Regions from separate parts of the Homo sapiens genome. Here region 2 is linked to region 1. The links are chromatin loops, found by intact Hi-C in ENCODE. Cell type or tissue: adrenal gland. All regions are shown on one strand. Links, peaks and the distances in the headings refer to the core of each region. The heading gives the core; the rest is flanking DNA. Region 1 has its middle 220 kb from the start of LINC00993. Region 2 has its middle 100 kb from the start of ZNF248.

Region 1 (15,520 bases), core at 4,060-12,059:
GAGTGAATGTGAAGGCCTAGGACATTCCTGTACACTACTGTAGCTTGTATAAACACTGTATCCTTCAGGTACACTAAATTTATTTTTAAAAACTCTTCCTTCTATAGTAAATTAAATTTACTCTTTTACTTTATCAACTTTTGAACTTTTAAAGAAGCTTTGACTCTTTTGTAATAGTAATTAGCTTAAAAAACAAACACATGGAACAGCTATACACAATATTTTATTTCTTTATATCCCTAGTTCATAAGTTTTCTTTGTTTAAAATTACTTATTTGTTTACTTTTTAAACTTTTTTGTTAAAAACTAAGGCACAGACACACAAATTGCCTAGGCTTACACAGGGTCAGGATTGTCAGGACATCACTAGGCAATAGTTTTTCTGCTCCATTATAACCCTACGGGACCACCACATGACCGAAAGTTTATTACGTGGCACATGACTGTACTTCCTTTTGCGGCCCTGTGACATTTTGCTAAAACGTTTCAGTAAAATGTAGATATAAAGAAGGACCAAGGAGTTGCAGCATGAAGTATGGAAAAGGAGTGCAAGAAGCACTGTGTTTGTAGTTGTCACTATAGATCAGTTGGGGAAATGCTTCTCAGTGTTGCTATGACTTAAAGAAAAACTCCAGATGCCATGGTGAGTTACAGCAGAAAGGAAGACACCCAGAAGTTTAAAGAGCAGAAGGATGGACTAAAGTACCAAGAAAATAGAGCGATGTAGGAGTCAGTTCTTCAGCAGCCCCAGAACGTCTAAGGGGAGTGAAATGTCATTAGTAACTCTGGATCTGTTCTTTGATTATATATCAGCAGTTAAATGGTTGTTGAAAAATATTATTGACTTGGTGCCCTCTTTTGTGGCTTTTAAGGTTATTTAGTTCTCTCTAGACAGTAGTTGGGGTATGTACTGGGCACATCACTGCCTAGTTACTTCCTCCTCTAAATGTGAGATGTTTCAGCCTACTGAAGTCGATAAGGAGTCGTTTGTGAGCCTTTCAGTTGCATGCAAGCAGTGCATTCATGTCAAATAAGATGAAATCTGGGCCAAAGAGAGGGTAATTCATTCTACACTTTATAATCAGTAGCAAGAAATACCATCTTTCGAGTCCTACCACCCTCACCTGGTAGGTAGCCTTTTTCCCCTATTCTGTTTTTGTCAAATGAACTTCTTGATCTAATACACTTAATAGGTTTTTTTAAAGGTCCTTATGCAACCAAAAATCTTGTTTTCTTGTTCTTTATACAAGAAAGCAGTGCTAGACCTCTTGGAAGTTTACTTTTCATCTACAAATTTGAATTTGCGGCATTTCTGAGTGTTTCTACCAGTCTCTCTTATGGTTGAGGTCTGTTAATCATTCACTCACTAGTGATAACATTCATGAATATGACATTTTAAATTAGTATCTCACCTCATAGAAAGAATTGTGCAGCTTTTACATCTGCAAGACTGGAGTTGAATATTCCAGTCTTTACATGATTTTTTTCTCCCTCTGTGTCTTTCCTGTCTCTTAATTTTGTTGGTGCATCGGGATTATTAAACAAGTGAAATTTCTCTGTTTTCTGTTGTAAGTACTCCTGCTGTTTCTGTTTGTCCCTGGGACCATTGGCAGTTTTCTCTCCCATCCTCCCTGAGCCATCTCTCCATAGCATGGTTTGCTTCTGAGTTTGATCTTTTGATGATTTTTTGTATTTCACTGGCCACTTCATGAGTTAGCTAAGCTTTGTAGGTGTCCGCACCTCAGGGAGTGGGGCTTGGCCTTTACACCTTAGGTGTGAGAACTTGCACTCCCTAGCCTGGCAAGTGTCACGTGGTGCTTTGACAATACCAAGAGCTGGCTTGGCCTCAAGCAGTGGTTTGAGGGACTGTTCTGCTATTTAATATTGGAAATCATTGACTTTTGGTAAGATAAAGCTACTGGCTTGGAACAGTTAATTTTACTGAGTCAGCTCAACTTGAGTTTGGTGGCAGAGGGTGGCACTCAGTAGGAAAACTAGGGAAAGAAGATCATGAAGTAATGATTATGCACATTCTGGTAACTTATGTGGTTGTCTTTTTATTTTTTCTTGCAAAAGAAAGAAGTTGCAAATTTTTTTTCTTTTTTTGGTCACGGTGTTTTTACTGAAAATTCTAAGTTTATTAAAACAGAACAGAATCTCAATTAGTCCTGTAATCACAAATTTTGTGCTAGTCTACAAATAACAGGTGGTTCAAGCTTTCCCCAGCTTCAGGCTTGGTGTAATATGTGGCATTCATCTTCCATCTTACTACTTAATAGGAATGGTAACCGTTTACTCACATATTTTTATTTTTACACTTTTTATTGACCACAGTTCTTGTCTGTGAACACACAAGTCTAACTGGAACTGTTTTATGAGACTTCTGTGGCTTTTGGTGAAATAAAGAATTTTTAAAGAAACCAGTCCAGCGTGATGATTTTTCTAATGAATGTCAAAGCCAAGCAAGGGAGGCTCAGAGGAACTGAATGTCTCCAGCTGCTAAGGCTCTACTGTCTGAAAAGCTTTTGGTGGTGTGTAATTAAAAACCATAGACATCAGAGTGCTAGTGTTTGAAAACTCACAGAAGCAAGCAAGGGGGTCTTTTCAGAGAATGAGCCCCGCTCTAGGTCTTTGCTTACCTCTTCTCTCCAGAGAAAACTCAGAGGCATAAAAGGTGTCCCTGCCTCTCTCACAGGTAGATGTATGGTGTGTGTGGTGCTGTACGCTTTGGCTTCTATCTGCACACACTGCTCTCTGTCCCATTTCATACCTTGACAGTTGTCAGTGTGGTTCCAAATTAGCTTTTTTATGTTTCTTCTCTTGCCAGGAGTGGCTTTAAGGTGAAGAAGCATGAAACTCAGTCTCTTGCCTGGGTGCATGTTCTCAGGTGAGTCTGTGCTCATCCCCAGAATGTCTCTTAGACCAGGGGTCCCCCAGCGGGAGTGGATCATAAGGACTTTCCAATGAGTGCCTGAGAAACCAATTTCCAGATCCTCACTGTCCCTGAAGAAAAGGCGCCTGAAGAAAAGGGAACCCTTTCACAATGACTCTCTCTCTCTCTTTGTCTCCATTTTTTTTTTTTTGTAAAACTCTCACTAAAAGCTACAAAGATGCATCACCACAGGGTGTGAAAGTCTCCAGGGCACCAAAGGGAAGATCTGAAATATTGGTATAGGTTCTAAGAAGATAATTGACTCTAATAACTGAAAGATATTTTTCTTAAGTCAGATGGTTTCCCAATTCATTGGTTTCGACAAAATAAGAAGACCTGAGTTGTTAGCTGATAGATCTAAAAATAATCTTTGATGATAGAATTTTTGGGCACATGACTTGGAAAGGGGTTCAAAGAATTGAAAGTCCTTCTGTTACAGAACTACCTTCTGTTTCATCTATCGTTTATATAAATAAGGTTTCTTAATAATTATAATTATAAAAATAGAAATCATGAATAAAATTGACATTGACCTCTGTTACATTCTAGCAATAAACAGTATGCATCCATGACCATATGAACTAATTGCAAAACACACATAAACCAAAACCCAAGCCCATCTGATTGCAACGAGATCCTTTTGTTCTTTTTAAAACTTTATGTCAGTATGCTTATGATTTTAGAAATACATTCATATTGGCTAATAGAATTCAATTTTAACATAACTTATTCTGTACAATTTGGACCAGAAATTTGGTATATGGTGTAAGATGTAAAAAAAGGGGTGCAGTGGGGGGAAATTTGCAATCTGAGTTATTTTTCATCTGTTACAAATGTGTAAAAGATTCTCCCTCAAATTTTGCTAATGTAGGCAACAAGAACTATGAGAAATTTATCTTTTGTTTTCTTTAAAGAAAAACCCAAACCCACATATTTTTGTACTGTAAAAGTTTTTAAGAATTAGTGCAATAAAACATTTTGTAGATGATATAAAAATTTACTTTTGTGTCTAATACTTATCAAAACTTGCAATATTTTGAAAATAAGTTGTGCATTAGTAAATGTAACAATAACTCATCAGCAGAAAAAAAAATTTAACACCTCAAGACTTATAGTCAAAGAAAAAAATGTAACAGAGGCATTGGATAGAGACCTTTAAAAGACTTTCAGTCATGCAGATGTTTTTCATTGGGATAATTTCTTGATGGAAGTGGAATGAATAACGTAATGGAAAATGAATAACGTAAATTTCTGACTTATTCAGGAACTTGTTTGTGTAAATTTAAAATGGATCATATGGTATCATATCACAAAGGTAACTAGATAGCATTAAGCAAATTCAATATTTAGAATAAGGCAGATATTACATTCTTTGCAATTATTTAAACTTATGCTGAAAAGTGTTTAGATGTCATTTGAAAATGAAATGGGGTACATAGATTTAAAAAAATTAGGAGGTATCTGATCAAAAAAAATTGAAAACCACTGTCTTAGACCACTTAAACTGCTTGCTGATAAACTTAGCCTAGAGAAGCTCATTTTTTAAAACCTCAGACTCAAATTACAGAACCTAGGTTCTATAAAACAGCATGTCACAATTGAAAGTTCCAGCTTCCTCCTTGCTTTGTACCCAGATCTGTGGCTAACTCCCTCAGATATCTTTATGGAGTTGTATCCACTTGGTTCCATTCATGAGATGTCACTTTTCCCCATTGCTTGCCCTCCTAAAGGGTAACATCTTCTTTGTTGTGTTTCTCAGGATGAAGGGGCAGTGATCTACCAGATTTCAGACATTTCTAATAGGGATGTCCACGCTACCAATGAGGAGAAACTGACATCCACGTCATGTGGTCAGAAATCAGGTGCGGGCAAGGTGAAAGGTGACCAGAGGGAGACCTGGAGTACTTTGAATGTTCCAGTGCTCCCATGTCTACCATAAATCATGCGTTTTCATCCTCAGAAGCAGGTATGGAAGCATATCTTCATCTTTCTAATGTATATATGCATAGAAATGCCTGAAAGCCTAATGAAGCAGGAGGCACCTTACAGAGCTTAAAGAATTGGGTCACTGGAAGGATAGATTTAGGATTATTGACCTATGCTTTTGCTTCTTTATCGAGAAAGTGGACACTAACAAAAGTGCTTATTGAAGTACTAGGAACATAGGGATACTTGTGGCAAGTTGTATAGGAGACGCTGATGTGTGTGAGACTGCTTGAATTTCTTTATAATTTTCTGTCAATATGGCCATATCTTGTAGTGGTGTGTTAGTTCATTTGCGTTGCTGTAAAGGAATACCTGAGACTGGATGATTTATAAGAAAAAGAGGTTTATTTGGTTCATTTTTCTTCAGGCTGTAGAAGAAGCATGGCACCAGTGTCTGCTTCTGGTGAGGGACTCAGGAAGCTTCCAATAATGGCAGAAGGCAAAGGGGAGCAAGTGGTCACATGGCGAGAGGGAAGGAGGAAGAGAGAGGGGTAGGAAGATGCCAAGCTGTTTTTAAGAGACATATCTTGCAGAAACTAAGAGACCAAGAAGTCACTCATTACCACAAGGAAGGCACCAAGCTATTCATGCGGGATACGCCCCTATGACCCAAACACCTCCCATTAGGCCTCACTCACCTCCACCATTGGGATTAAGTGTCAACATGAGATTCAGAGGGGATAAATATTCAAACTATATCAGATGGCCTATAAATATGTCATACATTATGCAGCCATAAAAAAAATGGGTTCATGTCCTTTGCAGGGACATGGATGAAGCTGGAAGCCATCATTCTCAGCAAAGTAACAGAGGAACAGAGGACCAAACACCACATGTTCTTACTCTTAAGTTAGAGTTGAACAATGAGAACACATAGACACAGGAAGGGGAGAATCACACACCAGGGTCTGTCAGGGGGGTGGGGGAAAATGGGAGGGGGAGCATAAACACAAATACCTAATGCGTGCTGGGCTTAAAAACTAGATGACAAGCTGATAGGTGCAGTAAACCACCATGGCAGATATATACCTATGTAACAAACCTGCACATTCTGCACAAGTATCCCAGAACTTAAAGTAAAACAAAAAATAAATAAAATAAATATGTCATATGTCTGACTTTTTATGATTTTTATGTTCATTGTTTAACTTACAGAAATAATAACTAATACATATGGTGCCTTATCATGTGCAGGCATTGTTCTAAGTGCCTTGCATATACTTATTCATAGCAAGGTGTTACTCTTTTCTCCTTTTTTCAGAGAAACAAAGAAGGCAAAAAGTTAAGTAACTTGACTAAAGTCTCTTGGCAAGTGTAGGAAAGAAAAGTGGTATCTTTCCTCACTCATCACAAGGTTCATGGCTGAGACATCTCTAACAGAAGACAGATCAACAAGACAAAAGCATACAAATATATTTAATATAAGTTTTACATGACATTAGAGCCTCCAGAAATGAAGACCCAAACAGGGAAAACTGTACTTTTATGGAGAGTTGTGCAGAAGTACAATTGGAGGACAGAAGGGTGTGATCTAATGGTAATAAACTAGGGGAACTTAGTCAATCCTGTTTATTTCAATTCCTCTTAGTGTCTGTGTCTTTCAGGATAAGGACTTTGTTTTTCTCTGGGTGTAGGGAGGACCCCTCTGTTATTAGGTCTTATGACCTATTTTCATGGGAAGGTCTGAGGGATTCCTTTATGGCCTGCTTCAGGGGAGAGGGCAGGAGAGGTGCCAAGAGACCTTCCTGCTTCTGCTGTGTCCTCAGGTGCGAAGGCACCAGATTTTGGTGAAGTGTGTTCTGAACCTTGTCAGTAGTAAATGGTAGAACTACATTTGACTCTAAGCAGTCTGGTTCCATGATCGTTTAGCCACAATGTCAAAGTGTGAAGAGATTATCTTAATGACCCTAGGCTACTGTAAATTTTCCTGGTACAGTGTGTTAGGTTGAAACTGACCAGTGCACTGTAAAATCTTTCTTAAAGTGCTAATGAGGAAGTTGGACTAAGCAGGGCTGAAGCCTCTTACTGATGGACTTTTCAGATCATTCTAGAGCTAAGCCCCTCTCCTGGGTACCAAGTTAGATGGATGGCTTTAAACTTTACTTATGAAAAGTTTAGAAACATGTTCCTGACTACATTAAACATTATTAAAAACTTAGATCTTCTTAAACAACATAATTTTATTTGTGGCATTTTATGCACAGAATTTTAAAAGTCATGATCTGCCATTAAGCCAGGGAAGCAGATGGAAAGTCAGGACTTGGAGCAATTTATTCCCCCTGGTCTCCTTCCCATCTCAGATCCCAGTCTCTCTTCTATAAAATATTGGGCCAAGCATTGTTCCTGATTTTGTCCAACACTGCCTTCTGCCCTGACATCTTTCCCAAAGACCGTGTTCACCATTCTGCCGGTTTCTCTGGGTTAATCCTGAGTATTCTTGCACCTGCCTTCATTTCGTCCATCTGAAGTGTTTTCCTTTGCTGCCTCCTACACAGATCTGCACATCCCTTCAGGTCTCTCCTGCATGCTTTATGCTCCCATGACATTTCCTATTCCCCTTCCTGTTCCACAGCACCTAGTGCAGTGTGTCAATTACAGGAAAGTAATATTATAAACTTACTGAGGTTAGAGACTAGGAGACGGTCATTTTCGAGTCACCTTTGACACAGTACATGGTAAACATTTATTGAATTATATTCTTCCTCACCCGAGGAAATTCCTTCAACGAAAATTTATACAGACAGCTGGGACACTTGTTTACATCTCTTCCCCCTACTGTTTGCTAACTTTGAAGATAGTACTGTATGCTATCTTCATACTGAAAGAAACCTGAGCCCAACCTGTCCCTCCACGTTCAGGAACTTATAAAGCATGGCGGACACGTCTTCTTCCATCCTTTGGCACGTCTCCTTCTCTATGCCTAAGACAGAAAGTCATTTTTATAGTTATCCCAATAAGTTGGTTCCTTATTGGGAACCAGATTTAAAAAGGGGGAAGAGATTTAAAGAACCGGCTACACTGTAACTGATCAGCCACATCACAGGCAAGTGGAGGCTGCTGTACTGGTGTGGGGGTGGCTACAGGCCCTGTTAGGTGAATCCAGACCATGTCCTGGGGAGTGTCCACTTGGAGTTGGGTCCTGATGGCTACTTACCTAGATGTTTTCTGGGAAATGAGACCCTCACACAGCCATGGGGAGGAAGCCGCCATGTTGGTAAAATGCCCAGTTTCTTTCTCTGAGTACATGGCAAGTGGGAAACAAGGTCATACCATGGAATCTGGGCTTGAGCCTTTGGTAGGGAGTGGGGAGGTTGAAGGTTTTTGAACAAGGGAGTGAGGGTCACATTTGTGTTTTAAATAATTAACTGACAACAATAGTAGTTAGTGATTGCCATGTGGAGGATTGTAGCTTTAAAGTTTTGTATGCTTTTCTGTATTTTTATGTTTACTTCAATGAGTGCATCTTCTGGTTATTTTAAATGTCACCCTCCACCCTAGTAGAGTAGAGGATAGACCTGAGATGAGGAAGCCCATTTGAAGGGTATGGAGGAAGAATGAGTTTAGATTTGCTGGCTTAAATTTTAAAGCTTATTATCTTATCTGCTGCATTAATTAGATCAAGGCCACTCTTCTGGGCTGGAATTTAAGTTCATTCAGACTTGATGATAAAAAAAAAAATCAGTGTTACAGTGTGTTCACTTTCTGCCGTAATGCCATGGTTAGTCCAGTGCATTAGCCAAAATTGTAATGGACACAAGGGTGCAGGCTTGCTGTTCTTTCTGCCTGAAGGTTGATGACCTGTTTGTGGCTGACTAACCTGTGCTCTTCTTCTGAATGTCATGGACTTGTAATGCTGAACTGCACAGCGCTCAGCAGAATGCCAGCGCTCCTTTTAAATAAAATTTTGGAATGCTGTTTATGTGTTCACTGTCATTCTTGGCCTGCACTGGGGTTTCCAAGAGCCTTTCACTAGGGGGAAAAGCAACCAACTTATTGGGATAACTATAAAAATGACTTTCTGTCTTAGGCATAGAGAAGGAGACGTGCCAAAAGGTGGAAGAAGACGTGTCCACCATGCTTGTAAGTTCCTGAATGTGGAGGGCCAGGTGGGGCTCGGGTTTCTTTCAGTATTTGTTTTGAAGCCCATGTGAATTTGTTAAACTCTGGTCAGTGTTAGGTGATGAGGATAAAATACAAATAAGACACAGTTTCTTCACTTGAGGAACATGTAGTCTCTGCAGTGTTCTGTACAGTAGCCCTAGCTGCAGGTAGCTGTTGAGCACTTGAACCATAGCTAGTCAGAATTGAGATATCCGGTATGTGTAATGTGCAACCATTTTTTGAAGACTCAGTACAAAAAGAAGCATAAAATGTCTCAATATTTTATATTAACTACATGTTGACATAATATTTTGGATATATTGGGTTAACTAAGGTATATTATTATTATTATTATTATTAGAGACAGTCTCACTCTGTCACCCAGGCTAGAGTGCCGTGGTGCAATCTCAGCTAACTGCAACCTCCACCTCCTGGGCTCAAGTGATCCTCCCACTGCAGCATCCCAACTAGCTGGGACAACATGAGCATGGCACTATACCTGCTAATTTTTGTATTTTTTGTAGAGATGGGGTCTTGCCATGTTGCCTAGGCTGGTCCCAAACTCCTGAGCTCAAGTGATCTGCCCACCTTGGCCTCCCAAAGTGCTGGGATCACAGGCATGAGCCACCACACCTGGCTGGTTTACTCAGTTCTTGAAACAAACTTTAAACTTCCTGATTCCCAACTTATTCACCCATAAAATGAGCAGCACCCATCTGCCTCTTCAGAGTAGTTGTGAGGATAAGATGAAATGACAGTGTGAAAGATTTAAGCTGTAAAGTGCTAGAATACACTAGTGGTGTGCTAGAATACACTGGTGTAATGTTGATAGGAAATACGTGGGAAAGAGTGTGAAAAAAGACAGTGAAAAAGAAAAGAGTGAAAAGGAAGAATGACAAACACTGTCTCTGGAGCCAGCTGGTGAGTAACTTATATGCTGTGACCTTTTAAGAGCAACTCCCTTTGAACTTCCCAACATAAATTAATTTCTACATCCTTAAAGCACTGAATAAACATTGTATAAAGAAATTTCAGCAAGCAAAACATGGAATGAAGAAATCTGTTTAATCCAGCATTTACTTTTTAAGTTTCTCTGTGTCACTCTGAAGTCCATTCCTATGCAGTTTGTGCCCAGCAGTAGGTGGTGGCTGGGACTAAGGCCAGAGTACAGTCAGTGGTGGGGAGTCAGTCTCACCTTGCTTTTCAGCTGTTGTTCTGCAGCATTTTTGATGTAGGAAGTTAACTTTTCTTTTTAAGTTTTAAATTTCTTAAGAGCTGAGTTCATTTGGCTTTTCTGGGAGTGTCACTGTTAGAGTACAGCAGGGGCTGGTACTGCTCCATTGTGATTGAGGACAAATGACAGGATGAGCACAGTCAGCATATGGCCACAGATCAGTGATGCAAATTCTCCTGCCATGAGGACATAGCCACAGGAATCTGTGGCATCTGTGCTCACTATAGATTTGCAACCGGGAGTCCATTGAGTTCTATTGTCTATACACTGGTCTTTGTTGGTCTTCAATTGTGAACGTTTTGAGGGACTGGGAGAAGCATTTGGCAAACATGAAATGAGGCCCTTTTGGAAGGATATGATTGATTGATTTAGCATGTTAATTAAAGACACACTGGATGGCCCAGGCCTGAAAGAGATCTTCTGGTCAATTCTGTGTGATGGTAGCTTCTATAATAAGGTTGTCCAGCTTGCTTAATTTTGTTGTTGTTGTTCTGTTTTGTTTTGTTTTAGGCTTTTATCAGCCTGAAGCCATGGTTTTTAGTTTCTGTCTCTAGTGATAAGCAGAAAAGACGGATGAGGAAGGAGCTTTACTGTCCCAACCAGAAACAACAACTAAGAATCCATGACTGTATTCTCTCCCTCGGATACTCCTGTTAGCTATTCTGCACTTTTTGGTAAGCAACTTCAAGGACTAAGGAATATAAAAAGTTAAATCCTAGGAGACTGGAAAAGATGGCTAAAGTAGGCCGTGTCATACATTCCTGCCCTTACACCTGTGAGAGCTGTTGCATTTTGAGTAGTGAGGCTTGTAGATGTGGCCAGGCCAAGAGAAGAGTGGCCGGGGAGAGCTGCCAAGCTGAAGAGTCCACTTGCCTGGAGACATCAAAAACCATCCAAAGTCTGATCTCCCACCTCCAGCTCAGTATGCTGCCTGTTCTGACCCCACATGTGTTAGCATTAAGTTGTTAAGCAGATAGACTGAATGCATTTGCCCCCTCAAGAAATGACTGAGATGCCAAACTCTGTAATGGACATTGATGTTTTCCTGGCTAAGAAGATTTTTAGGAGGCTTATTTCCCAAATTCTCATGAACCTTGTAGCCATGGGAAGCCCTGAGAGTCTGTTTCCTAAAGTTGACTTAACCTGGGGAGTCTGGCTTAAACTAAGAACTCACAAGAGACTGACCAACGAAATGCTATTAATTTAGACTTGGAAGTGTAACAGCAAGGTGAATCAAGTGTCAACTTGACTTCCTGTAATACCTCCCTTTAGGCAAGTTACAGTTTCTTGATAAGAAATAAGGCACAGGAGGTTAATGAGATGGTGCATATGTCTAGGAGTGTATCAGCTATCTACTGCTCTGTAACACATGCTAAAATTCTGTTTCTGAGTGTTTCCTAGAGAAAGGGTAAAACTATAATGACTGAAAAATTTAAAAGCCACTGGTCTAAGTTCACCTTAGACTTTCTGTTTAGTATTTGTTCACACAAGATATAACTGATTGATTATAATCAATAATTGATCAGTTATGCCCACATTTAAGATTAAGATTATTCCAGGTCACTTTGGCATTTTGGATTTCCCAAAGTATTAAATGACTCATTTATATAAAAAGTTTACTTCTGTAGGTGGGAGGAATAGCCAGCAAAAAATCCTTTTGGGAAGGAAAAATACTACAAAGTCCAAGTTCTTGTGAAAAAACAAACAAACAAACAAACAAAAAACAACACTTGCCAGTGTTTGGCTCTGGAACCTTCTGGAACCTGGGTTTATAATAGAAGGGAGCCACCACCTCAGAAGGCAAAGTGCTGCCCGGAAGGGAGTGAAAAACTTAGTAGCAAGGAATAACCAACACACAGGCATGGACCTTGACTTATATATGGCCGTTTTGCATACAACCAACAATGGCGGACACCCAGCAAGCTGGGTTATGGCCGGAGGTCGCTATGGAGCAGTGGAAGTTCATTATGATCCTGAATCATCTGGGTGGAAGAGTGGTTCGGAGTTCAAATATATCTGCTATTTCTGCCTCCTTAGTCCTGAAAGTTAGTATTTTAGAAACATTTCCACCTGCAGGGGGTGGAGCCAAGATGGCCAAATAGGAACAGCTCCAGTCTACAGCTCCCAGCATGAGCGATGCAGAAGATGGGTGATTTCTGCATTTCCAACTGAGGTACTGGGTTCATCTCAATGGGGAGTGCCGGACAGTGGGGGCAGGACAGTGGGTGCAGTGCACCGTGTGTGAGCCAAAACAGGGAGAGGCATCCCCTCACCTGGGAAGTGCAAGGGGTCAGGGAATTCCCTTTCCTAGTCGAAGAAAGGGGTGACAGACGGCACCTGGAAAATCAGGTCACTCCCACCCTAATACTGCACTTTTCCAATGGGCTCAAAAAACGGCACACCAGGAGATTATATCCCGCACATGGCTTGGAGGGTCCTACGCCCACGGAGCCTCACTCATTGGTAGCACAGCAGTCTGAGATCAAACTGCAAGGTGGCAGCGAGGCTGGGAAAGGGGCGCCCGCCATTGCCCAAGCTTGAGTAGGTAAACAAAGCAGCTGGGAAGCTCAAACTGGGTGGAGCCCACACAGCTCAAGGAGGCCTGCCTGCCTCTACAGGCTCCACCTCTGGGGGCAGGGCACAAACAAAAGACAGCAATAACCTCTGCAGACTTAAATGTCCCTATCTGACAGCTTTGAAGAGAGTAGTGGTTCTCCCAGCATGCAGCTGCAGATCTGAGAACGGGCAGACTGCCTCCTCAAGTGGGTCCCTGAGTCCCGAGTAGCCTAACCAGGAGGCACCCCCCAGTAGGGGTGGACTGACACCTCACATGGCCGTGTACTCCTCTGGGACAAAACTTCCAGGGGAACGATCAGGCAGCAGCATTTGCAGTTCACCAATATCCGCTATTCCACAGCCACCACTGCTGATACCCAGGCAAACAGGGTCTGGAGTGGACCTCCAGCAAACTCCAACAGACCTGCAGCTGAGGGTCCTGACTGTTAGAAGGAAAACTAACACACAGAAAGGATATCCACACCAAAAACCCATCTGTAAATCAACATCATCAAAGACCAAAGGTAGATAAAACCACAAAAATGGGGAAAAAACAGAGCAGAAAAACCGGAAACTCTAAAAATCAGAGCACCTCTCCTCCTCCAAAGGAACGCAGCTCCTCACCAGCAATGGAACAAAGCTGGATGGAGAATGACTTCAGAATATCAAACTACTCCAAGCTAAAGGAGAAAGTTCGAACCAATGGCAAAGAAGTTAAAAACTTTGAAAAAATATTACATGAATGGATAACTAGAATAACCAATGCAGAGAAGTCCTTAAAGGACCTGATGGAGCTGAAAACCATGGCACAAGAACTACGTGACGAATGCACAAGCCTCAGTAACTGATGCCATCAACGGGAATAAAGGGTAACAGCAATGGAAGATGAAATGAATGAAATGAAGCATGAAGAGAAGTTTAGAGAAAAAAGAATAAAAAGAAACAATCAAAGCCTCAAGAAACATGGGACTATGTGAAAAGACCAAATCTACGTCTGACTGGTGTACCTGAAAGTGATGGGGAGAATGGGACCAAGTTGGAAAACACTCTGCAGGATATTATCCAGGAGAACTTCCCTATCTAGCAAGGCAGGCCAACATTCAAATTCAGGAAATACAGAGAACACCACAAAGATACTCCTTGAGAAGGGCAACTCCAAGACACATAATTGTCAGATTCACTACAGTTGAAATGAAGGAAAAAATGTTAAGGGCAGCCAGAGAGAAAGGTCAGGTTACCCACAAAGGGAAGCCCATCAGACTAACAGCTGATCTCTCAGCAGAAACTCTACAAGCCAGAAGAGAGTGGGGGCCAATATTCAACATTTTTAAAGAAAAGAATTTTCAACCCGGAATTTCATATCCAGCCAAACTAAGCTTCATAAGTGAAGGAGAAATAAAATCCTTTACAGACAAGCAAATGCTGAGAGATTTAATTAACACCGGACCTGCCCTAAAAGAGCTCCTGAAGGAAGCACTAAACATGGAAAGGAACAACCGGTACTAGCCACTGCAAAATCATGCCAAAATGTAAAGACCATCGAGACTAGGAAGAAACTGCATCAACTAACGAGCAAAATAACCAGCTAACATCATAATGACAGGATCAAATTCACACATAACAATACTAACCTTAAATGTAAACAGGCTAAATGCTCCAATTAAAAGGCACAGACTGGCAAATTGGATAAAGAGTCAAGACCCATCAGTGTGCTGTATTCAGAAAACCCATCTCACGTGCAGAGACACACATAGACTCAAAATAAAGGGATGGAGGAAGATCTACCAAGCAAATGGAAAACAAAAAAAAGCAGGGGTTGCAATCCTAGTCTCGGATAAAACAGACTTTAAACCAACAAAGATCAAAAGAGGCAAAGAAGGCCATTACATAATGGTAAAGGGATCAATTCAACAAGAAGAACTAACTGTCTTAAATATATATGCACCCAATACAGGAGCACCCAGATTCATAAAGCAAGTCCTGAGTGACCTACAAAGAGACTTAGACTCCCACACAATAATAATGGGAGACTTTAACACCCCACTGTCAACATTAGACAGATCAATGAGACAGAAAGTTAACAAAGATATCCAGGAATTGAACTCAGCTCTGCACCAAGCTGACCTAATAGATATCTACAGAACTCTCCACCCCAAATCAACAGAATATACATTCTTTTCAGCACCACACTACACCTATTGCAAAATTGACCACATAGTTGGAAGTAAAGCACTCCTCAGCAAATGTAAAAGAACAGAAATTATAACAAACTATCTCTCAGACCACAGTGCAATGAAACTAGAACTCAGGATTAAGAAACTCACTGAAAACCACTCAACTACATGGAAACTGAACAACCTGCTCCTGAATGACTACTGGGTACATAACAAAATGAAGGCAGAGATAAAGATGTTCTTTGAAACCAACGAGAACAAAGACACAACATACCAGAATCTCTGGGACACATTCAAAGCAGTGTATAGAGGGAAATTTATAGCACTAAATGCCCACAAGAGAAAGCAGGAAAGATCTAAAATTGACACCCTAACATCACAATTAAAAGAACTAGAGAAGCAAGAGCAAACACATTCAAAAGCTAGCAGAAGGCAAGAAATAACTAAGATTGGAGCAGAACTGAAGGAAATAGAGACACAAAAAACCCTTCAAAAAATCAATGAATCCAGGAGCTGGTTTTTTGAAAAGATCAACAA
Region 2 (15,520 bases), core at 5,034-13,033, 220 kb after region 1:
TATTATATTGTCAGAAACCAGTGCTCTAAGGACCCACCAGGGTGTGTAGCTAACAATAGACAAGGGATTCTGGTGAGAATTTCATACAGTGAGACAAAAACAAACTTCCTAAGTAGATTGCTGCTCACCCCAGATGAACCACAGCAAGGACAATGGGGACAGCAGCAGCAGCAGCAAGTGATGTTTCACCTGCTGGTTGTTGGAGTCCTGGGAAGGTGTTAGTGGTGTTTGCTAGAAGCAATCTGCTGCCCTGGAAACCTTGCTGCTTGTTGGAGTGGCAGTGAAGAGTGGCCCATACACACAGGGCACTGCCACAGAATCAAAGGTTCCATGGGAGAGGGTGAGCATGTTCTCCAGGTGGACCCCTTCTATAGAAATTCTAGCACAGGGAAATCCAGTCATTCTTCCCTAGGACAGATGTTGACCGACTCTTTACTGCCTTCAACTCTGGGGTCATGTTCTGTTAAAAGTATTATGAAGACAACAAAGAAAATATTAGAACTTCTTTAAGAGAAAAAGGAATGTACAACCCAAGGATGAATGAAGAGAGTGAGGCTCACTGCAGAAGAAAAAAGATTATGGAAGAAGAAGTATTTCATAAATCCCCAATTGATCATAAATCTACATCTGTGTGACTACCATATGTGTCACTGATGAATTAGAAGCTGGTTCTTAGAATCCTGTCTTGCACATGGGATTATGCAATTTACATACCATTTTGGTTCTAACACTTTGGCCACATCTTACTGTAGAATTGGATATAACGCCCAGTTAAAGTAGTTTGTTTTCTGCTGTGATGCTAAGGGGGCCTCAGGATGTCATGGCAACCAAAGGGTAGTCTAGTCCAGAACAGATGCCCCTGAGCTATGATGGGGTTATGTCCTGATAAACCCATTGCAGATTGAAAATATGGTACATTGAAGGCTGGGCTTGCTCGCTCATGCCTGTAATCCCAGCACCTTAGGAGGCCGAGGCAGGCTGATCACCTGAGGTCAGGAGTTCAAGACCAGCCTGGCCAACATGGTGAAACCCTATCTCAACCAAAATACAAAAATTAGCTGGGCATGAAGGCCTGTAATCCCAGCTACTCGGGAGGCTGATGAGGGAGAATCACTTGAAGCCAGAAGGTGGGGGTTGCATACAGTCAGATTGCGCCATTGCACTCCAACCTGGGCAACAGAGCGAGACTCTGTTTCAAAAAAAATGAAAGACAAAGAAAAAGAAAATATGGTAAGTTGAAAATGCACTTAATACACCTAATCTATAGAACTTCATGGGTTAGCCTAACTTGCCTTAGACGTGCTCAAAACACTTAAATTAGCATACAGTTGGGCACAGTCATGTAACACAGAGCCTATTTTATAATAAGGTGTTAAACATCTCAAGTCATTTATTGATGTAGTTGCTAGTTGAACCAGCATAAATCAAGAACTGTCTGTATTGATTACATTTTCTTTCTCCTAACTTTTCAAAATCCTAAACACTGTCATGAGAATCTGTTGTGGAGTAATCTTGCATTATTTTACACAAACACACTTTAAGAATATCTGTACTTTTATCTTATACCTGTAATAATGAACTTTACCATTTTTCTATGGCATAGAAAGGTATTTACCCACCTCGCTTTTAAATCTAAAATTCCCTCCTTCACCAAATTTACACTCTGAACAATTCAGAGACTTCTTTCGAGTGCTCTTCCATCATTTATCTTTCCAATGGATGGGTCCTAACCATGTCCCTATCCCTGGAAAGTCCATACCTCCCCTTGGTCAGTTCACCTGGGCCTTGGCCCCGCTGATGTGCTCTGCCTGCCATGAGACAGATCCTGCAGGGGCACCTGGGATTCCCTGACAGTTCACTGGGTCTTGTGCCAGAGTGGGAGCCTGTTTTGTGTTGTTACCACTTGCTGCCTCTTAAGGTCTGACGCCCATCACTTTGTTGACTTGTTTTGCCATTCAACTTCAGTTTGCCATAAAACACTACTCTAAGTCAGCCTGTTAGAGAAAACACTGTCAAGGTCTGCAGTCAAGGATAGGCATAGCTTCTGAAGCCTGTTTTTCTCCCTATTATCATTTTGCCCAAGCCTTGCTCTTTCCGAGTCCCTTACCTTTGTGAGCAGCATCAGTGTCATGAGGTCTGTAACAAACGTGTTGCCGTGGTTAATAAACTGACCTCAGGTCCCCTCCGAGTGCGTTTTTGCATGCCCAGCATTTTCACTGTAAAGTAGATCCTTGCTGAATCAATTTCCATCTGTCATTGTTCTTATTGCCCCACTTAACAGGATTGAATTACCAGGTTGAGATTGGGTTTCTGTATTCCAGCAAAACTGCTCACATAATCCTATGTGGCCAGGGAGGTCAGTAACACATATGGTAAAACTGTGTGATGCCACTGCAATGTGCCCATCTGGTTGCTGAATATAAGACCAAATCTGAAAGCTTTCTGAAGGTCCTGAAGTTACTCTTTCTTTTCTTTGCTTTCCTATTTCTTTTGAGACAGGGCCTCACTCTGTCAACCAGACTGAAGTGTAATGGCACAATCATCCTCACTGCAGCCTTCAATTCCCAACATCAAGTGATCCTCCTGCTTCAGCCTCCTGAGTAGCTGGGACCACAGACACACACCACCACGTCCAGCTAATTTTTTAATTTTTTTTTTTTTTTTTTTGTAGAGATGAGGTCTTGCTATGTGGTTGAGGCAGGTCTCAAACTCCTGGCCTCAAGGGATCCTCCCATCTCAGCCTCCCAAAATGCTGGGATTACAGGTGTGAGCCACCATGCCTGGCCTGAACTTATTCTTTTAGAAATAACATTGCTGCTCTACACTGCCCTGTTATGGGTCTTCTTTTCCCCTTGTGAGAGGGGCCTGACTAGTGAGTCCAAGCCTTAGCACTTTGGCCCTGTTCCCGTGGGTACGCTGCTTCCTCTCTCAGGGCATCAGCCTCTGACAGGTGCCCTGGGTCCCATCGAGGTCTCATGACTCAGTATCATCTGAGGGCATGACTTTCCTAGTCGTGCCTCACCCTCAGCACCCCCACATCCTCTGTGTATGGTGAGCATGTGGACAATGCCCTTTTGCGTGGTTCTGCTGGGGCAGAGCAACAGCTGGCAGGCTTGATCCTGAGGACTCTGGGGCCAGCACAGAGGTGGGGACAGTCACGTCTCATCTTTCTGAAGCTACGGCCCCAATTCTGATGAGCTGGCCAGAGCCAGAGCGGCAGCCTTGGACACCATACAGAGGAAGCTGACACCAGCCTGTTCTCTCCGTTTCCCTCTTGTATTTAGGCTCTGCCCCTTGTGTATTTAGGGTGTTCCCACAGAGAGAGTGAATCATTCCTTTCAAAAGGAGCTACCACTTAGTAAATATAATGCAGCATAAAGAGTCTCTCTGTGACATTCAAGGTGTTTTTTTTGTGTGGGAGGGTCCTCAATTTATCAAGATTGGGGGCAGGAACAGTGCTGAAGAACAAGGAATTCAGTGTGGATGGCTGTGTCCCCTTGCCCCTGGTTACAGACTGAACTGTGTCCCCCTGATTCATAAGTTAAAGCCCTAACACCAATGGGACTGTATTTGGAGACAGGATCTTTAAAGAGGTCATTAAGGGTAAATAGGTCCTAAGAGTGGGGCCCTAATTCTCACAGGACTGGAGTATTTAGAAGAGGAAGAGATTGCTCTGTCTCCTCTCTTCATCACTGTCTCTCTCCATCTTTGTATCTCTCTGTCTCTCTCTGTTTCTCTCCCTATCTCTATCTTCATCTCCATCTAGCTGTCTTTGTCTATTTTGGTCCCTGTCTCTCTCTTTCTCTGTCTCCATCTCTGTTTCTGTCTCTCTGTCTCTGCCTCCATCTTTGTCTCTGTCTCTCTCCATCTCTATCTCTGTTTCCATCTCTCTCTCTCTCTCTCTCTCTCTCTCTCTGCCATGTGAGCACACATTGAGGTTGTCATCTGCAAGCCAGGAAGAAACCATCACCAGAGGACACTTTGATTTGGCCTTCCAGCCTCTAGTGCTGTGAGAAAATAAACCTCTGTTGTTCAAGCCACCCAGCCTGTGGCATTTCATCGTGGCAGCCTCCTGTTCCTACAGCTCAAAATCAAGCAAATCATTGTAGCATGTGGGGCAACCTTGGCGAGCTTATTAATTACTTAGTCTGTCTCCCAGGCAGCCATCTTTATGGTCATCCTTCAGACCCCACTGCCCTTGGCCCCAAAGCCATGCCCACAGATACTTCTCAATTTCCGTGTCTTATTTTTATTCAAGTTCTGCTCTGTGTAGATGACAGCAGCCATCCTGAGACATCCATCTATGGAAGTGCATGACTTTGTTCAGGTGCAATATTGACAGTAATACTGTTCCCTACCAGGTGCACCACAGGCTGGGCCCATACCAAGCCCTTTGTGTGAATATCAGGTATTTTCACAGGGGATTTCTTTGTACCACCTAGAGAAAAGCCTCATTCAACAGACCTTCCACATTTGTATGCAAAGTCCTACCTTTCCTGGACTTTTGCTGTTCTTCAAAGCACACATACACCAGGATCATATGCTTGGGTGCGTAGGACTTCTCATTTTATCTTCTCATAAATGAGACTGAGAAGGCACCAGAAACTTGGGGACCAGCCAGCAGCATGCTGTGTTCTCAGTGAAGCTATTGAAAAACCTTAGTTACAGTTCTAGAAATAAATGTATTCATGAAAAATTAAGAAAATATAGTCTCGCCCTTCTGGATTACCATCATTATAAACAGACACACCAATTGTCTTATGATATAAAAGTCAGAATTAGAAGTATAGAAAGTAAAAAATCCAATTGCTGCATTCTAGAAACTCTTATGCATATTTTTAAAAGATAATCAAACACAATCACCAGGAAAAACCTTTGATCTAAGATATGCCACTTTTTTTTGGTCTCCGAAGTATACTATTTTCCTCTGATTACGTTAAAGAAGATTGCCTTTAAAAACATTAGATGGAGATAATTTTGAGTCCTATTAACTTGTATTTCAAGCTTGCCTCAAGCACTAATGAGAAAAAAAATTCCTGCTTTTCTCACAAAGAGGAATACACAACTCCAGCCTCAAAAATACACTCAGTGTTTGCATTTTATTAAAGCACACTTTGGACATCTGTGCCACTGACCTACAGGTATACTGATCTAGAGATGTATTAGCATGGTGTATGAGATCAAGTTTGAGAATATTGCTTTACCAATCAAATGAAAGCATCTCTAACATTTAAATGCTTACCTGTGGCATGATGCCACCAATGACTACTGCCTCTTCACTCCAAGTATTTGCAGAATTGCTTACACAAGCCCCCCAGATTGCCTGCTGTTGTATATTTCAAGATATTCTTATTTATGGTCTTGTTACGCAGGTGTAAGTAACTGTGGGCTCAAACCAGTGACATTGTTTGGGACAGGAGGTGACAGAGCTAAGAGTCGGACATGGGACACACCTGTGCTCAGATGAACTTATTATTATTCATGGGAATTTAAGCAATTATTTTCCAATTTTAAATCTGTTTCCCCATTTGAAAAAAATTATTCCACATAAGTATTGTGAGCATTAAACAAAAGAATGTATGTTAAACATTTAGCTCAGAGCAAGGCACATAGCAAATGCTTAATAAATAATAGCCATTATTATCATTTGAGATTTTTCTGAAGTTATGTGGAAAATATCTTACCAACTTAGAAACACAATTTAAATGCCCTGAGAAGGAAGATTGACTCCAGGGAATGATCTCTTGTCCGTCAGGATAAAGCATTCTTAGGTGTCCAGCATACCTAGTCAGTTATGCAGTATACCTGGTCAGGTATCTACCATACCAAGTTAGGTGTCTACTGCACCTGGTCAGGTGTCCAGCATACCTAGTCATGTGTGCGGTATACCTGGTTAGGTGTCTAGCATACAGAGTTAGGTGCCTACCACACCTGGTCAGATGTCCAGCATACCTGGTCCTGTTTCCTTTAGGAGACATTTCCATTTTTGAAGGAAATTTTCAGGCTGATACACATAGTTTCCTTTTAGGAGTGGTATACAATCTATTAATTCAATAGCAGTTATTTTCCTTTCATCTGTTTTCTTGTTCTTCAATTCATTTTACATTTCTAATAGTTGCATTTACACATTTTTGCTCATTTAAAAACAGAAATGCACCCTTAGCACATTTATTAATAGGCATATTGTCCACAGAAAATTTATTCTCACTAAATACTGCTTTCCAATTTGTTGCTGGTATAGAGTCTCTTGAGGATTTTGCTTGACACCTGAGTTTTCAGTTTTTTCACCAAGATATCTAATGATAATTATATCAATATCTTGAATTCTATTAACTTACAGGTGCAGTAAACTTATTGGAACTATCCTTAATAATTTATTGAGCACCTACTATATGCCAGGCACTGCATCAAATCTAGTTACACTAAAATAAAAACTTAAAACTAAAAAATCTCAAATTCCTGTCTGAAAGAAATATTCAATTAATGTTGACTAAAATAAAATACTTGAATTATCTGGGTTTTCACTTATTGCATTACCCTGGGAAGGGCAACTACTTTAGGGTTATTCTTCCCTTGCTACTTCTCTTCAATGGTATTTCCTTCTCCATCTGTTTTTTAAACATGAACCAAGAGGCTGTTTGAAGCCAGAACCTTGATCACATGCACAGGGAAACCAACTGGTAAGTAGTTCCTGGATGAGTTCTCAGAAGTACCCGGAGTCCCGGGCCACGCTCATTGCTGGGGATCCAAGATAAGGGTTGACTTCTGTTGCAGGGAGACCCAGCTACAGCAGATGTGCTGTCATTTAGAAGGGAACCAGCAGGGTCGCCACCCCACCAACTTCACGAAAGCTCATCTGAGCCTTGCAAAGGGGCAGGATCAGGAGGGCAAAGTCAGCCCACGGTCCTGCAGTGAACCATGAAAATGCTGGAGACCATGGGTGTGCAGGCTGGCTCTTCAATTTGACTTCTATTAAAATAAAAACTTTAGAAAAATTAAACAGTTTAACTGAGCAAAGAATGATTTGCAAACCAGGCAGCCCCTAGAACCTGAAAGGGGTTCTAAGAGACTCTGCGGCTGCCCCATGGTTGGATAATATTAGGGACAGAAAAAGGAAAGTGAGGGACAGAAAACAGAAGTGAGGCACAGAAACAGCTGGACTGGTCACAGCTCCACCTCTGCCTTCTTTGAACACAGATTGAGCAGTCAGCCACCTGTGATTGGCCGAAGCTCTGATTGGTACAATCACAATTGTAGGTGCCAGCCTGTTACACATCCTGTTAGGTTACAGTTCACTGTGCATGGAGAAATCTTTTAGTGAGCTTAAACCACATAAGGAGGCAGCTTTAGGCTGAACTTAATGCTTGACAGCAGAGAACAACTTACAGTGGTCCAGGAGGGCCACCAGAGGACACTCCTGAACACTCCATCAGCCAGGGCCTTTCCATCCTCACAGCTAAGAGCCTTCTGCTCAAGCTAAAGACCAAGGAAGCAGCTCCAAGTGAGCCTACTGCCTTGGCGTGACTTCCTGAACATGCAAAGCTGACTGTGCATTGTCTTCCATAGCACATCTGGTCCCCGGGTGTGCAGGCCACTGCAGCATGAAGACTCATCAATCAGAGCAGATGCATGCTGGGGCAGAGCATAGGGGTCCCCAAATGGCCTGGGAGTTAGTCTTTTAATTTCTGAGTTTGGGAGTGGTGGGGGTCCAGGGAGAGAAGTGTGCTTGTCTGGGCAAGTGGGGTTAGTATAGGGACCCTGGGGCAGCTGCTATTTACTAACCAGTAAGAAAGTCTTTTTTTTTTTTTTCTGAGACAGAGTCTCGCTCTATCACCCAGGCTGGAGTGCAGTGGCACGATCTTGGCTCACTGCAACCTCCGCCTTCCAGGTTCAAGCAATTCTCATGCCTCAGTCCCCACCCCTCCTGACCCCAGTAACTGAGACTACAGGTGTGTGCCACCACGCCTGGCTAATTTTTGTATTTTTAGTAGAGAGAGGGTTTCACCATGTTGGCCAGGCTGGTCTTGAACTCCTGACCTCAAGTGATCTGCCCACCTCAGCTTCCCAAAGTCCTGGGATTATAGGCATGAACCACTGCGCCTGGCCATGTCTTTCCACATTCTAGAAAGCAGGCAATGGGCTCCGTTGGAATGACTGATGTTGCCCGGTCTGTCCAACTCCAGGCCCTGGCCTTTCCCAGCCTCCACTTCCCACGTAGCGACTTGAAGCAGCTTGTAGTTTCAGGCACGTCACACCATTCCACTCCTGCTCTTCTCTTGGGGCCTCCCGCCTTCTGTCCAGTTCACCCCCTTCCTCCTCATGTGCCCTTGGGGCCTCTGCTAAGACATACCCTTCTTCATGGGGTCTTTGCTCACTGGTCTGGGCTGGGCCATGCGGATGCTGCCTTCTTCACCCAAGTGCACATGCACACTTCTGTTGCTGTTCCCACGGTGTGACACAGAGGCTGGCCGAGCTCCACCTTCTTCCTAGATGGTCTCTATCCTCTGGGATTCTACATATGTGCAGGGGTCTTATTCTCTAGACCCCAAATGAGGACATTTGTCTGAAATATTGGCATTATTCCAAAACATGGAGGCCAGTCTAGAGTCGGGAGTTACCGTTGTGTAGCAGACCTCTAAATATCCTTTATGCTCGTCACGACTTTGAAGTCATAGTAGTTACCAGACCCACCACTAAATCTTTTTATTTTAATGCTCAGAGAAGCACGTAGACTATTCCCAAATAAGTTTTTAAAAATATTCTATATACTTTGTATATTTTTAAAATATTTGACAACTGGTTTTTAATAATAGTAATAGTTTATTAGATATTTTCCTTATTTATTTTCATATTTATTTTATCTAATTTAGGTGTTTTATTTTCTTAGGTATTTTAATAGTTTAAAAATATTCTGAGAAAGGGTCTTTAGGCTTCACGTGGCTATCAAAGAGACCCAATGCATAAAAAGATTAAGAATGTTTTTAGAGGATTTGAGGAAAGATAAAAGATAACTGTGAAGGCTGTCATCAAAAGTGTAAGGTGAAGACTCTAATTTGAGTAGAACCAGGGCTGTATGCCTGGTACACAGTGGTGCTCAAGCAAAGTTTATTGAATGATGAGTGACTGCATGGATGCTGGTTGGGCTCCTTTTGGGCTCCTAATGCCTGAGCCATTTAGCTGCTCCTATAAAGTGCACTAGTGGGTCACTATCCCTAAGGCCTTTGCTTCCAAGCACAGCCACTGTCTGAAGACAGTGCTGCCTGCATCTCTTGTGTTTTACTCATCTCCTGGATAGAGATATCTCATGTCTCCTGCAAGTCTTTGTTGAGGACTTGTCTGAACAAAGTCTTTTTTCTTTTCCAGGATGTTTGTGCAGCAAACAGCCTTAGAAGGTGGAGATAGTGTGTCCCTAGGAGCAAAGGGCAGTCATGCCTCCTGCCAGTGTAAAAGATCCAGGTTCTCTAAGCTCAGGGTCGCTGCTTCTCTCCTGTAGCACAACCCACTGCACATCCACATCATCTGGTCTTTTCCATCACCATGTGGGGCTTGACAAACTGGCATCACAAAATTCAGATACTCTGACTATGGCAGCTTCTGTGTGTAATAACATTGTTGTCCTCTGACACAGGTGTCTCATGTCTTCTGCCAGCTTTTGTGAAACTGGCAGGCTCAGGAGTTAGCTTGCAGGAGAGTAAAATCTCAGACCCTTTTCAGGTCTTGAAAGCTCACAGGGGAAACCTGGATCTGGGTCCACGTTGGGTGCCCCTTTCTCCAGAGCTGTAGTTGTCATTCTAGAAAGTCCAGAAGGCAGCAGAACAGTGACACTGCTGTGCCCTCTAGTGCCCACTGCAGGTTATGTATCAAGGGGAGAACTTGTAGGAACTCAGCTCTCAAGCTGTCTAAGAAGAAAGCTAACCATGCAGTCTCCTTTTAGCTTTGTTCCATAACAGAGTGTTGCAGGTACTCCATGTTACCTACCATTAGCCATTATTTTCCCCTAAGCTTTGGGTGAAATTTATAGCTGATCTCCTGAGAAGCTGTATTACAGCAGTCACTAGATGTGTGCTTTTTTTCTTCCTTTTTCCCTGGCAGGATCCATCCATGCTAGGTGCCAGGAATAATTCCAAGCCCTGAGATGTACCCACAGACCCAGTTCCTGCACTGTAGGGCTGGGTCTGAGTCTGCACTTAGCCAGAGACTCTGCAAAGGCCAAGATGAAAGAAAGATGATTTCTGTGGAGTTCTCATCCAGTGCTGTGTCTCAGCACTGATAGAAACGAGTCAGTTTTGCATGCCACATGTTTCCGTCCTTATTTAGATGTGGGGCTGCGACCTCCACAGATAGAATTTGGGAGGAGAGGGTCGAGGCAAACCAAATACAAAGGTGGCCCAGAGCAGCACAAGAGCCCAAGAGCTGTCACCATGCAGATCTTTGTGGTATTCATGGCCTCGTGTGTTTTGGGTAAATCTGACTCTGATGGGTGGGAAAGGGTCAGGCTTCCCCTCTATGCAGCTGCACACTCCTCCACTGTTGGCACCCTACCTATTCTATTTTTAGAGACAGGGTCTCACTCTGTCTCCCAGACTGGAGTGCAGTAGCACGATCATAGCTCATTGTAGCCTCCAATTACTGGGCTCAAGCAATCCTCCTGCTTTAGCCTCCTGAGCAGCTGGAACTACAGGTATACACCACTACACCTGGCTTTTTTTTTTAAGAGACAAGGTCTCACTATGTTGTCTAGGTTGGCCCTGAATTTCTGGTCTCAAGCAATCCTCCTATCTCAGCCTCTCAAAAGTTTAGGATTATAGGCATGACCCACTGCACTTGGCCACATCTAGTGAATTTTTTATTTTAGGTAATTTATGTTTTAGATCTATAATTTCCATGTGGTTTTTTCTGTAATTTATATTTCTATGCTGGGACTTCCCATTCATTTTCTCCTTCATTATGAACATATGTCATATATGACATTATGAGTATATGTTCTTGAACACAGTTTTTTGGGTTGTGTTTTTTTTTGAGACAAGAGTCTCACTCTGTCACCCAGGCTGGAGCGCTGTGGTACAATCTCGGCTCACTGCAACCTCCGCCTCCCAGATTCAAGCAATTCTCCTGCCTCAGCCTCCTGAGTAGCTGGGATTACAGGCATGTGCCACCACTGCCCGGCTAATTTTTGTATTTTTAGTAGAGACGGCGTTTCACCATGTTGGTCAGGCTGGTCTCAAACTCCTGACCTCGTGATCCACCCGCCTCAGCCTCCCAAAGTGCTGGGATTACAGGCATGAGCCACCGCACCCAGCCGAGCACAGTTTTAAAAGCCACATTAGGCCGGGCGCAGTGGCTCACACCTATAATCCCAGCGCTTTGGGAGGCCAAAAGGCAGGCAGATCACCTGAAGTCGGGAGTTTGAGACCAGGCTGACCAACACAGAGAAAACCCATCTCTACTAAAAATACAAAATTAGCCCGGTGTTGTGGCGCATGCCTGTAATCCCAGCTACGCGGAAGGCTGAGGCAGGAGAATCGCTTGAACCCAGGAGGCAGAGGTTGCGGTGAGCTGAGATTGTGCCATTGCACTCCAGCCTGGGGAAAAAGAGTGAAACTCCATCCAAAAAAAAAAAAGCCACTTTAAAAAACAACAACAACAAAAAAAAAACACTTTTCTGACCAGGTGTGGTGGCTCACACCTGTAATCCCAGCACTTTGGGAGGCCAAGGCGAGTGGATCACCTGAGGTCAGGCATTCGAGACCAGCCTGGCCAACATGGCGAAACCCTGTCTCTATTAAAAATAAAAAATAAAAAATTAGTCAGGCGTGGTGGCACATACCTGTAATCTCAGCTCGGGAGGCCGAGGCAGGAGAATCATTTGAACCTGGGAGGTGGAAGTTGCAGTGAGGCGAGATCATGCCACTGCACTCCAGCCCGGGCAACAAGAGTGAAACTCTGACTCAGAAAACAAACAAACAAAAAAATAACTTTTCCATGAAAATCTTGGTCATCTCAGAACTTGTCTCCATTGATTGTCTTTTCTTCTGATGTGGTTCATGTGTTTCTGTTTCTTCATATGCAAAGTGATTCTGGACGTTGTGTATGATAGATGGTAGAGACTCTGGGTTCTATATTGTTCCTCTAAATATTACTGATAGTTTCTCTTCCAGTAGTTAGTTTATTGTCTGGATTCAAACTCCAAGCTCTTTCTACTAGGTCGTGGAAAGCAGCTGAAATCTCTTCAGCCTAAGATGGCTTGGTTGGAATTTGCAGTTCAGATGTCAGCTAGATATACTAGCTGATTTTATGTACAGAATTTGGAACTCCACCCTCTGTGAATCTTTTTTCTTGGATTTCCTCCTTCACCTTCTAGTTGCCGTGGTATCCTTGAAACAATTTTGAACTTTCAGGAAAGTAGTAAGTACAGCACAAAAAAACTCAAGAATATACTAAACCAAATTTAACTTTCACCAATTGTTCTAATAAAGCCCTTTATAGGAAAAGAATCCATCCAGGGTTGTGTGGCTTACCCGGTTGTCTGATTTGGAGCAGTTCCTCCAGATCAGACAACCAAAGCAGTTCCTCAATTTGGAGCAGTTCCTCAGTTTCCTGCACTTTGATTACCTTGATGTTTTTGAGAATAACTCAGTCACTTTGTGGAATATACTTCAGTTTTCCTCTGTCTGATGTTTTCTCAGAAGTAGACCCAGAGTATCCTGTGGCTGAATTGCCACTGAAATGATGCCAAGTTGCCACTGTGTCCTCTCAGGAGGCACCATGATGCTGATTTAATCAATTACTGATGGTATTAACTTTGATCACTTGATCAAAACGGTGTTTGCTATGTTTTCCACTCTGTTTTTTCACCCTTGAATTACTAAGAATGTTGTAGAGTGATACTCTGAGACTATATCAAATACGATTCCTCATTCCACTTTCTTCCATTAATTTTGGTATCCACTCGTGTTTCTTGCCTGAAGTAATCATTACTGTGATGACAACCAAATGGTAATTTATTAGTACCATTATTCCTTCTGCATTTATCAGATAGGAAGAGCATTCTCTTCTCTTCATTCATTTGTATTAGTGTAGAGTTATGGATTTCTATTTTACTCAATGTTCTACAGTCCATTACTATCATTATTCTTACACTGTCCCAGATTCTGCCAATAGGGGTCCCTTTAGGTTGCTTTAAACTGTGTACTTTTGACAGTCTCATCATGCTGTGAACACTTCTTTACTTTTTCACACAAAAAAATATTTCAGGCTAATCTTGTAATTTCCTTGTCCCAGTCCTGCAATCAGCTATTTCTTCAAGGACACCAGGTTCTTTTAGTAAAGAATGGCATTTGGGAACCAAAATGTAGAAACCAGCTATGCTTATTACTACTAGTTTATTAGCGCTACCATGCCCCCTCAGTGGACAGAGTTGGGATGTGTGCATACAAGCAGCCACATTTGCACTTTTACATATTTCTTATTTTAATGAAAGTCATATACTCACAATAACACCTATTCCAAGCCAATGCCACAGTACTTATTCTATTTTCTCCCCTATATCTTTAAACTAAATTCTCATTCTGCTCAAAGAAGCAGGAGTTGCCTCTATTGCCTCATGCAAGAAAAATATTTCACAAATAATTAACACAAAGTACAAATATATAATCATATTGTTATTATCTTTTGAGATATTTCTACTAGATTCATTCTTACTTGATATTTCTGTTTCCCTGTTTTTAATGTTTTTGATGTAGCTTAACTGTAAAATCTCAGACAGTTCTGGGTGTAAAAGCTATCCTTCCCACAGGATATGCGTTGTCCTTACTTATCCCAATGCAGAAACACATCTGACATCTTATTCTTTATCTCTCAGTTCAGAGTGAAAGGGTTCTGAATGAGCTACAGAGAGAATGCTCTGCTGTCCTGTGCTAAAGGAGACCACTAGGCAAGGAAGGATCAGATGGACTCCCTTGGACCTCTCTTGGAAGCCACTTGTGCAGGTTTCTCACAGCCAACAAGGTTAACATGCAGCCCTGATCCTCAACTCCAACTCTCAAAGTTGGCTCTCAGAGCAGATTTGAAAAGCAGTAAAACATTCCTTTGGTTGCTAGACCCATGTAAAAAAGTATAATAAATTTAAAAAGAAAAGCAGTAAAGTGGTGTTTGGGGGCAGTCTGAGCCATCTGAGAGTTTTCTGAAGGTCTCATTTGTGCTGTGGTTCTTGGTTTACTGACTCTTCTGAGAGTATGATGGAAGCTACCAACACACTCCCCAGAAACATGCAGTTCACATATGAACAAGTTCATGAAACTATACATTGGGTGCTAGGTCAGGAAGTATGCTAAGTTACATCTGCTTATGAAACCCCTTAATGTGTTCCAGATGGGAGAAGGTGCGGAGGCAGGAGCAGGGGATGTGTTCCAGAGCTGTGAAGAATGAGGAGAGAAATTATCACCCAGACACTCACCCTGGCAAAAGGCCTTAATCCATTCATCTCTGTTAGTCACACAGATAACTATGGTCAGATAGATGGCTTAGTGAAAGCTGTCAGCTAACCAACAAGACAGAGCCTTTTTAGTAAAGATTAGTAGGCAGGTAGGCAGTGGTTAGAATGTTGCTCAGTCAGACAAGCAAATACCGAGTTGAGGTTAGAGCCCAAAGGCTCAATATTGTCTCCACATTCAGAGTGGGAAAATCTGCTCTGAATAGAATCACACATAACCCCAAATTGTGGCATCCTGAAGACATTTTTAAGCAGACAGAAAGAAAACCTGGAGATGCATCGGTGTCCAGATGAGGCTTCCATTTGCTGGAAATGAAGACAGACCTGCTGTGGAAGAACCGCTAGGCAGGGAGGAGGCAAAATCAGGGCTCAGGGAGCTGACCCCAAGCCAGTTGGTAATGTTGAGGTGGTTCTGAGGAGCAGAGCTGTCCAGAAGAGGGAAAAGCAGGTGCAATCTGAGTCCCAATCCCTGGATTCTGGCCTGATCTTGGAAAGCAAGGAAAAGTTTTTACACCTCAGGGTAATGCAAATCCAATCAGAATGCAAAACTTTTGTATGGGGTGAGGGAAACTAACAAATGGAGTAAATAAAACCTTTAACAAAAATATATGGGGGGAATAACTTCAAGAAATAGAAAATGCTGGGTTTTTTGTTTTGTTTTGTTTTTGAAAGAGGGTCTTGCTCTGTTGCCCAGGCTGGAGGGCAGTGGTGCAATGCACAGCTCACTGTAGTCTCAACTTCCCTGAGCTCAGGCAATCCTCCCACCTCAGCCTACTGAGTAGCCAGGTCTACAGGCACAAGCCACCAGGCCCAGATAATTTTCTGTAGAGACAGGCTTTCACTATGCTGCCCAGGCTGGTCTCAAACTCCTGGGTTCAATCTATCCACCCACCTTGGCCTCCCAAAGTGCTGGGATTATAGGCATGAGCCACTGTGCCTGGCCTAAAGTGCTATTCTTTATTAAAAGTATTATAGGCTGGGTGCAGTGGCTCATGCTTGTAATCCCAGCACTTTGGGGGACTGAGGCAG

What was found. Peaks named below come from ENCODE experiments on the same cell type or tissue, not always from the same donor. Only the 100,000 strongest peaks of a DNase experiment are listed, where the experiment ranks them.
Region 2: a loop joins it to region 1, with 4 times the contacts of the local background. A loop is called at or near these places in 11 of 110 quality-filtered maps.

What each region holds. Positions count from the first base shown.
Region 1 is chr10:37,525,654-37,541,173 of GRCh38, forward strand. It overlaps the pseudogene TACC1P1. Among named protein-coding and RNA genes, the nearest start is that of LINC00993, 220 kb to the left of the region's middle. RefSeq lists an enhancer at 10,192-10,742. In adrenal gland, for the core only: CTCF peaks have their summits at 8,651 and 8,855; no DNase peak of the experiment used is centred there; H3K27ac peaks cover 248 bases.
Region 2 is chr10:37,745,089-37,760,608 of GRCh38, forward strand. It overlaps a transcript of ZNF248 not described here. Among named protein-coding and RNA genes, the nearest start is that of ZNF248, 100 kb to the right of the region's middle. In adrenal gland, for the core only: a CTCF peak has its summit at 9,829 (motif pointing left); a DNase peak (open chromatin) is centred at 9,703.